Regions from separate parts of the Homo sapiens genome. Here regions 1 and 3 are each linked to region 2. Evidence: chromatin contacts called from ENCODE Hi-C data. All regions are on one chromosome and are shown on one strand. The core of a region is the stretch at or near the end of the contact, and the rest is flanking DNA. Distances in the headings are between cores, read along the strand shown. Region 1 holds the start of SNAPC3 (small nuclear RNA activating complex polypeptide 3). Region 2 holds the start of NFIB-AS1 (NFIB antisense RNA 1). Region 3 holds the start of PSIP1 (PC4 and SRSF1 interacting protein 1).

What was found. Hi-C counts contacts between places; a loop is a spot of excess contacts on that map. Pooled maps may share reads with other maps.
Region 1: a loop to region 2 is called in a pooled map, with 15 times the contacts of the local background. The contact joins the promoter of SNAPC3 here to the promoter of NFIB-AS1 in region 2. A Hi-C loop is called at or near these places in 1 of 168 maps with a recorded cell type or tissue (OCI-LY7), 5 of 37 single-sample maps with no recorded cell type and 14 of 50 pooled maps.
Region 3: a map with no recorded cell type shows a loop between it and region 2 (6-fold over the local background). The contact joins the promoter of PSIP1 here to the promoter of NFIB-AS1 in region 2. A Hi-C loop is called at or near these places in 3 of 37 single-sample maps with no recorded cell type and 8 of 50 pooled maps.

The regions. Positions count from the first base shown.
Region 1 is chr9:15,421,511-15,424,371 of GRCh38, reverse strand. It overlaps SNAPC3 (small nuclear RNA activating complex polypeptide 3), which reads right to left and starts at 1,496. Exons shown (of 9, transcript NM_001039697.2): 1 at 1,179-1,496; 2 at 386-463. The coding sequence starts at 1,492. RefSeq lists an enhancer at 1,020-1,139 and a silencer at 1,480-1,769.
Region 2 is chr9:14,315,789-14,318,721 of GRCh38, reverse strand. It overlaps NFIB-AS1 (NFIB antisense RNA 1), which reads right to left and starts at 1,635. Exons shown (of 2, transcript NR_186536.1): 1 at 1,377-1,635. It also overlaps a transcript of NFIB not described here.
Region 3 is chr9:15,509,387-15,512,310 of GRCh38, reverse strand. It overlaps PSIP1 (PC4 and SRSF1 interacting protein 1), which reads left to right and starts at 1,341. Exons shown (of 16, transcript NM_033222.5): 1 at 1,341-1,494; 2 at 1,982-2,194. The coding sequence starts at 2,123. RefSeq lists enhancers at 322-1,274, 1,275-2,228 and silencers at 1,356-1,435, 1,456-1,665, 1,676-1,735, 1,866-1,915, 2,016-2,215.

The sequences.
Region 1 (2,861 bases), core at 247-2,746, 1.1 Mb before region 2:
CTATAAACAAACATTCAAAAATATTAAAAAATAAACACAAGTTTGAATATGGACTGAATATTATAGATTATGTATTTACGGTTTTCTTAGGTATAATAATACCACAATAATTATGTAGGAGAATGATACTTTTAGAAGCTATATGCTTATGTATTTACGGGTAAATTATCATGTCTAACTTACTGAATGGGGGATAGCAAAATGAAAAAACACACAGCAGGCATCCCATACACACGGCTAAAGTAAATATGGTCAAATATTAAGAACAGCTGAATTTAAGGGGTGGGTATACAGACAACAATCAATACTGCACTTTCAACTTTTCAAAACATAATGTTGAAAAAATGTTTAAATAAATAGGTCATAAAAACCAAGTCCTCCATACCCCAAAGTCACCAGGTCAGTATTCTCCGGAATGACTTCTGGATCCTCACCGTCCTCAAGGCATTTCAGTTTATCAAGGCTAAAACAAAAAGGAAAAGCAATACTTTAAGGTCGACTCTGCATCTGGTTCACAGCGAGTTAGGGTTGTTTTCCTAAATACATTACTGAATTACGAAGTCAGATAAAATCCAGCAGGCGGCTCAGAGAGGCCAGAACTTAAGACAACGATTTCTGTGATTATATTTTATAATGAAAAGGCCGATGAAGGCAGCCAGTACTGTTAAATGGAGAAAGAGATTAAAGTTATTTTTATATTTTCATCCCCAAATAAGGCACTTTTAAGAAATATTTCAGTAACAGAATACCCGGAAGGTCCCCAAAAGAAACCAGTTAGTCGGGGTTTTAACACTCCTCTGATGAAGTCTCCCGCAGCTTCACCATTACTCAGGTTCCTCCATTGTCAAAGTGTCTGTCAATGGCAGGTACACGTCGCTGTTGCCCTGATTGCTTTTCTTTATTAACAAGCACTCTTAGAATAAGCAAATGGAAAAACTAGTCTTTGATGCAGCTGTCTTGTCCCTTTGCTCCAACTCGTAGAAACTGTGCATTCGGGTCCCAGGACTTCTCCTGGTGTCCCAGGAAGGCTCCAGCGGGTTGAAAGCTTTAAAGGGTAATACTCCTAGCCCAGGTCTAAACCACAGGCCCTTCTCAGGGATGAGTCCCAGAGGAGCGCACGAGCAAGGCTGCACCCTGTTTGACCCCAAGCTGCAAGAGCCCCTTTGCTCCGCACTCACCCGCACACCGCCCTCAGCTCAGCCGCCGCCTCCAGGCTGCAGTCCAGATCCCTGGCCACCGCGGCATCCTCCCGGTCGGAGTCAGCTGCCTGGCTCCCAGGCAGAGCGGATGCCGGCGGCTCCCTCAGCGACAAGTCCCCGGCCCCGCGCAGACGGCCCCGCCACAGCTCCCCAAAGGCGCCCACATGGAAAGCGCGCGTATTTAGCTCGGGAAGCTCATACTCTGGAAAGTTGCAGCCGCCACTGCCGGAGACTGGGTCCTGCCTGCCACCCACCCCGCTACACGTAGGGCCACCTCGGCTTCCTTCAGCCATGTTCGCCCCACTCCTTCCCCTGCAAAAGCCTGCAGATCAAGGCCTCGCAGAGCGTGATGGAAGTTGTAGTTGCTTGGGGCGCCCGGCCGGCGAGCGGCGAGGCGGCGCGGGCAGGGCATCAGAAACTACATTTCCCGGCAGGCCATGGGCAGGCCCGCCCCAGGGCGCGGCACCGCGAGGCTCTACGTGCAGGGCGCAGCATTGTTCTCCGACCCGGGCGGTGCGGGAACCGTTGCGGCTGTCGGTTAACCGCAGCGGGTGGGGCTGGGTTTCTGGTCCCCGAGTTACGTAGCAACTGTCTCTGCCCGGTAGGGCGGCCTCGCCAGGCGCTTAGGCCCCGTTCCTTGCGGCTTTCGGACTAAGGGGTGCAGGGCTTTTTCTTGACTGGGGTTCAAGGACTGCTCTGCTGCCTGATTGCTTTAGAGCCTAAGAAACAAGGAGGGCGAGGGCCGAGACCAGGGACACGACCAGCCCTCCAGATCTGGTTCTTTCACAAGCTCCGCAGAGGCCCCATGTTGGTGTGCGTGTGCAGTAGTGTTTCAGAGCGTCTGTGTATCACACGCTACATGATTAACCCTAATGTATGTTTTTAATGTTTTTAAAAATTACAACAACCTTTCCGGATAGGGCGTATCACCCCGTGTTGCTGTTGAGGAAGGATTTACCTGCGGGGAAAATAGAAGCAGGATCGGAACTCAGTCTGGCTTCAGATGGAGCTCTCTCCATTTCTCAGAGGCCCTGAAGGATACAGCAGGACATACTATTTATTTATTAGACTGTAATCACATGCCATATAATTCACCCATTTGAAGTGTTCAGTGATTTTTGGTATATTCACAGGCTTGGGCAACCATCACCACTATTTGAGAGCATTTTTACCACTCGAAAGAAGAAACTTGTACTTTTTAGCTATCACCCCTGATCCTCCCAACTCCTCCAGCCCTAGCCAACCAAGAACCTACTTTGTCTCTCTAGATTTAACTAATCTGGACATTTAATATAAACGGAATTATATGGTCTTTTGGTGGCTGGCTTAATGTTTACAAGGTTTGTTACAGGTAGTTAGGCATGAGCAGGGCAGGAGAGGGCTCTTCCCTCACCCACTAGGAATGTGGGGTGATGCTTAGGCATTTATCACATTGCCTCTAAAAGTGATAAATTGGCAGCCGGTGCCAGGGAGAGGCCATTTCCTGATGGCCCACACCTGTTGCACTAAAGTGCTCGTTGAATGCAGGTGACAGGGAGAAGCAACTTCCTGGGCATATGCATTAAGAGACAAAATCGGGGAGTATGACCTTTCAGGGGGACTCTATCGGAAAAGGGAAGAAAGCCTCAGATGGGCACGCATACAACTTCATACATATTGCGC
Region 2 (2,933 bases), core at 386-2,885:
TTTGTGGTTCATTTGGAAAAAGGAAAGATCCCAGGGCATGGTGCAGTAGATACTTGCAGTTTTGCAGGCCTGCTTTCTGGGGTCAGGAGGTCATCTGTCTCTTTTGCATTTAGTTTTTAAATATTGATATTGGTGATGCAGCCAGGGTGTGTAGAATAGTTGAACCTTCTTGCAAACCACATGCAAGAGCCAAAAAAAAAAAAAAAAAAAAAAAAAGGCATCGAGTGTATTGGAAATGACAGCTTTGTTAAGTTCCAAGAAATCTTTCATGAAACTGCCCAGGATTTGCAACCTGTCGCTGCAATTTCTTTAGGAAGGAAAAGGTTAAAAGAAAAACAATATTAGATACTTGAGATGTCAAGCTCCTCTCTGGAGATCCGTAGTGAAAGGCTCAAATGTGGTAGCGTTGCTTATTTCAAATATACAACTGGGTTTTGAAAAATCCAGTGAGCTGAAGCACTGGCATTCTATTTAGAAATCAATAAACTTTCTGTTAGTTAGAAAGGAAACTTTTTTTTTTCCCTTATAAGGCAGCAAGGAGATCTAGGGAGGAGATCTTTAAGAATACTGAAATAACAGAGTTTCCTGTTGCTGAGAGAATCATTCACTTCTTTCTGCCTCCTCAGCCAGGTTTTGGGGTGAATGAAAGTGGCCTGTCACACCAGTGCTTTTAACCCTCTCAGTGTGGGAGGGAGAGATGAAGAGTTTAGGATTGGTAAGTACCAAAGTTTAAGAAGTGTTTGGCCCATTTTGATACTATCAGAAGCTTTTCAGAGATATTTCCACTCTTAATACCACGACACAGACGTGCTAGAAAAAATGGAAAGTGAATACAATGCAGGCACTTTCTCAGTTCCTCCTTCTACCTGGGATTTAAAAGATTGAGATTTTCAAACCAAAGGTGGTGGACAAGTGTTGTGTTAAGAGAAGCCAGGCATCCCATGCACCGAAATCCACCAGTCCCTCTTTCCAAACAACTCCCTAGAGTTCTTCCAGGGAAGGCCTGCAATGACCTTGGCATTGGCTGGACAAGAAGAAGTGTTTTGGGGGGTGTCAGCCATTCTCCACATGGCTGCAAGGCCTGAGAAGACAGTCAAAGCCATAGAAACTGAGCACCCCCATAAACCTTCTTTTTCAGGAAGTCTCTGTTGCTCACTCTTCATTCCTTTTTGGTTTTCCTCGCCTCACCATACTCCTATCTCATTTTCCTTTTTCTGGGAAACAAATCAAAACCAAAAACTATCAAGCATCCTCTATGGTCATCAAAGTGCAACCAGCCATAAGCACCCTCAAACGTGGGGCAATTGAAAGAGATTTGAACCCCTAAGTGATGGGCCTGGGAGGCCCCAGACGTCTTCACTTCTCTGGGGTCTTACCTGGATCTGACGCTGCTTCTTCGCCCTTGGTGTTGCTGAAGCTTTTGTGGGCTCTTCTGTGTAATACTTGTCAATTTTTCGTTTTTCTTTTTTAAGCTTGTGAAAAACTTTTGGATGCAACCTAGTTTTGGTGGCAGAAGGAAATGGTTTCTGTTGGGAAAGGGAAACTAATAAAGGGAGGAGGGGTAGCGATGTCGGGAGACACTTGCCCAGGGCTCAGCCCTGGGCCTCTTTTTGCCAGGGGACAACGGCTGGTTCTGGGCTCTCAGGCTGAAAGGAGTGCTCTCTGGGTGCCAGGATTTCACTGGGGGTGGTGTGGTGAGGAGGGAGGGAAGAAGGGAGGGAGGGAGAGAAGGAGAGATGGGCGCTCGATTTTTAAAGAGACCCCGAAATAATGGCTTCTATGAGAGTCCAGGCATTCAAAGAGGTGTGTTCAAGGATATTAGTGCATTCCTGCCAAGGGGAATGTCTTTTATGGTAAATTAACTCCAGTTAAATTGAATATTTGTTCAAAGGGAAACTGCAGTAGTTAAAGCTGGTATTATCAGTAGAGCTTCCCCACCCCCTCCCCTCAGAATCTGGTGAGGGTGAGAAAGGGGATGCAGTGTAATGTGCAATACAAAGTGATGCTTTCGTGCTGGTGGTTTCTCTGTGTGTGTGTGTCTGTGTGTGTTTAATCTAAGATGAGGTTGCCTAAAATTTCTGAGAGAAATGAGTATTTACTTGGATTAACCCTGTCACCTCATTTCTTTCATCCATAAAGACTGCCAACTTTATCCCAGCTTTTCAAAAAGAAGAAATGACCCGCACAAAGGAAATTAACGTTGTCAGAACGCTGACTCCAGGATTTGCCGGGGCAGGGGCGGGGACCGCAGGGAGGCCGCTCCCAGGGCGTGTGGCCGAAAGGGTTAACTCGCAGGGGTCCGCGCGATCTCCCCGACTTTACCTGTCTTCCTAGTCCCAGCAGCCCCCGTCCCCGGCCTCCCGAACTCCCCACCCCCCAGCGCCTTTCTTCTTTGGGCTCTGGGTTTACGGGGGCTGCAGCTGGTAAACTTGGCAAGCTCGCCTCATTAAGAGCGCTCTTTGAAAACGGACTGTGTTTGAGCATTTCCCTAATGAGGACAGGACGGGGTTAAAAAGTGACCATTTCATGGTTGACTTGAACCTGCCTACTTTTCTTGATGTGTCGTTGTGAAATGCTTGATGTGGATAACTCCCACTTGGTGAAGGAAAAAGTCACTGGTTCCTCCAGGTCCGCTGGGGGAGGGAAGAGGGGACGGTGGACAGAAACCAGAGGGAGTGAGAGGGGCTAAAGTTGAGGGGACAGATCACGAGCTGGGAAGCGGTGGAAAGAGGACCGGGGAATCGGGGGCGAGCCTCGAAACGCCCCAGCAGTACCCGTGGAAGCGGGGCGGCCCCGCCCTGGGGATGGGCCCGCGAGGACCCGGTAGCCCCAGCGCCCCCCGGATCCCCCAGCTAGGTAGACTCGGAGCCCCAGGCGCTCACTTTTCCTCCCTCCATTGTCTGGGAGGCCTTTGCTTCCCCCTCGTCCCCATC
Region 3 (2,924 bases), core at 92-2,591, 1.2 Mb before region 2:
CAAGAACTGGTTAAATAATCATTTTTACCCCCTTCTTGCTGAGCAACCTATAGTAGCTTCCTACTACACACATTAAATTCATATTCAGAATGAGAAGCTTCAAGACATTTCACCAACCCTTCCTTCTCCTCTGCCAATTTCTCTTTTTGCTCCACTTGGAACTCTCTGCATATTGCCCAGGTATACTTAGTTTCTCGAAACTCCTTACAGGACATTTTACTTTGGGACTGTCTTCTTTCATTCCTTTTTAAAGACATGCTGTATCGCTTTCAAAAAATTCTCAATTTTTACCAATTCAAAAAAAATTTCCTAATTCATTTCCAGTTGAGTCCCGTATTTAAAACAGTATTATCTAGGTGCTAATATATGTCTTATTATTCTTATTTTTATATGTCTTAACATTCTTTTTAAAAATATTTTCAGCCTCTCTAAAGGATCAAAAAATTAACCTTTAAAATCCCTTGAAGAGCATTTTAAGAGAGAAAATATTTGAGGTTTAGTAACACTTACACATTGTACCACCTACCAGCTCCTATTCTACTAGGGAAATAAAATTTAGATGCAGCTAAAATTTAGTTAGGGCCCAAACTCACATCCTATCTAAAAGGTTTCTGTTTTCCTGTCATTGTTTTCTACCCTTCGCATTTTGCATTCAGTAGGGTTGCATTTTTCTTAATAGTTCTTGGTGATGCAAATGCAAAAGAAATGAAATAGGGCTCTCTCATACTACAATTTCAAGGAAAAGGAGACTACGAGGCCCATTCAGCGAGGTGCAAGAGGCCTAGATGCAGCACACCCTGCAACCGCCGCATGCTCCAATTTCATCTTAGGGTTTTCGTACAGCTCCTCTTTTTTGGATGATGCAAACCGCGCAAAAGCAGCATTCAAACCTCCCCACCCTGGAAACGATACAAGAACATGAATCTTTACTGCCACTTTCTCCCTAACACGCAGCCAAGGGAGAGAGGCCCGGATACCCGCCCCCAAAACCGCGTCCACAACAATCATTTCCTCCCTCCCCGCCTTTTACATACAGTACACATACAAATACACACACGCAGAGAAGCCAGCAGGGGCGGGCCGGGCCCGACCACTCCGCAAACCGCAGGGGGAACTTGCGGCAGGCCGAGCTATTTTCGCCCAGTCCTTTCTTCTTCGCTTGCGTCTTCCTCTCCATCTGCATGCACCTGTTACATGAAAGCGAACTTGGGGACGTAGGGTTTCCAGAAAATCCGCTTCGGAGCCACACAGCTTCGCCGGGTGCTGCAACATCCCCCCTCTCTCGGTAAACAGTTGGTCGCGCCCCAGTGCTAGCGGGCGCCGAGCGGGAGCCGCGCGGGAGCAGCGCAGCTACGGCGGCGGCAGCGGCGGCGCGGTTGCGATTCCGAGCCGTTGAGACGCCTCTGCGGCAGCTGGTGGCGCAGGTGGCTTGCGTGGACGCGGGTAGAGGCGACCGGCCAGCAACCGCAGCGTCGGCGCCCGCGGCCCCGGCAGGTGAGCGGGCGACGGGGACTCGCCCCGCCCCCCCCTCGGTGGCGTCGCTCCTGGCTGTAGCGGGGAAGTGGACGCGGCCCGCCCGGGAGCCGAGGGGGCCGAGGCTGCAGCCGCTGGGCAGCAGGTTGCGGGGGAGGCCTTGCGTGGGCGGAAGGGGGCCGCTCGCTTCTCGGAATCCCTGCCTTTTTCTCTCCCATGCACCCCCTCCCTTTTGGGGCTTAAGCTCGGTGGAAAAAGCCCGGAGAAAGATGGGGCGGGCAGACGGGCGATTTCTGGCCGGGCAGCATCCCTGCTTCAGGTGGTGGCGTCTCTTCGGTGGCGGGGTGGAGGACCTGCTCCAGCGCGGAGGCAGCGCACTGGCGGGGGAGGAGCGGGAGGCGGCCGTCCCCTCGCTCTCCCACCCCCACCCGCCGGTTCCCCTCCCCCTCCCCTTGCGGCCCCTCCCTTCGGGGTTCTTCGCTTTAACCGCCCTCGGTGCTCTCCCTAGCAGGCGCGTCGGGACGCCCCGAGGCATCCTCCCCCGCCCGCGGGCCCGGTAGCTGGGCCCGCGTCCGCCGCCCGCATCCCCGCGCCGCCGCATCTCCTCGCCGCCTCCCGGGCTTCGGACCCCCGGTCTCGCCCCCGAAACATGACTCGCGATTTCAAACCTGGAGACCTCATCTTCGCCAAGATGAAAGGTTATCCCCATTGGCCAGCTCGAGTAAGTGATTTGTAGCCCTCGCGCTTAGCAGTGCTACCCTCCTCTCCAGAGGCCTGCTGCCCACCGTGTCTCTTTATTTTTTCTTCTGTCCTTTCTCTCCCTCGCTTTAGTCTCATTTGTAACCTGACCTTTCATTTTAGTTTTTTGCCCAATAATCTCCCGTGTAATTATGAAAATCCAGACGTTTCTACATACCTGTGTATTTCCCTATGGTTTATTGGCAGACTTGGACAGATTTTCTTCCTAGGAAATATTTAAATGCGTTGCTAGTTAATATTCCATTGTAGGTGAAATAATGAAGAGTGAATTTTTGTTTAAAAATTAGTGAAACATTGACATTTCCATAGTTTTGGATCAAGTACAAAATATCAATGGAATTTGTGCAGATTACACACAAACACTTGGATGTCAGAGAAGTGCGTATGTGATTAAATTGGATTTACAGGGTTTTAAAAAAAATACCTTGTACTTGATGAGGCCTTCTGGATTTGCTTGTTTAATACAGATTCAGGACTGGATATTCTTGAAAGTATTACAGTAGTTTAGTACCGAGGAAGGGCCAGAAAATTCATTTCTCCTTTTTTATTTGAGATGTTTATGACCTTGAAGAAGTTGTTTTACCTTTTTGTTTCCAATAGGCAAAAAGGAGGTGTGGACCAGATTCCTCAGTTCACATCTAGTGGTACAGAGAAATGATTAAGGACCCAGGATGTTTTGTGACATTGAGGAA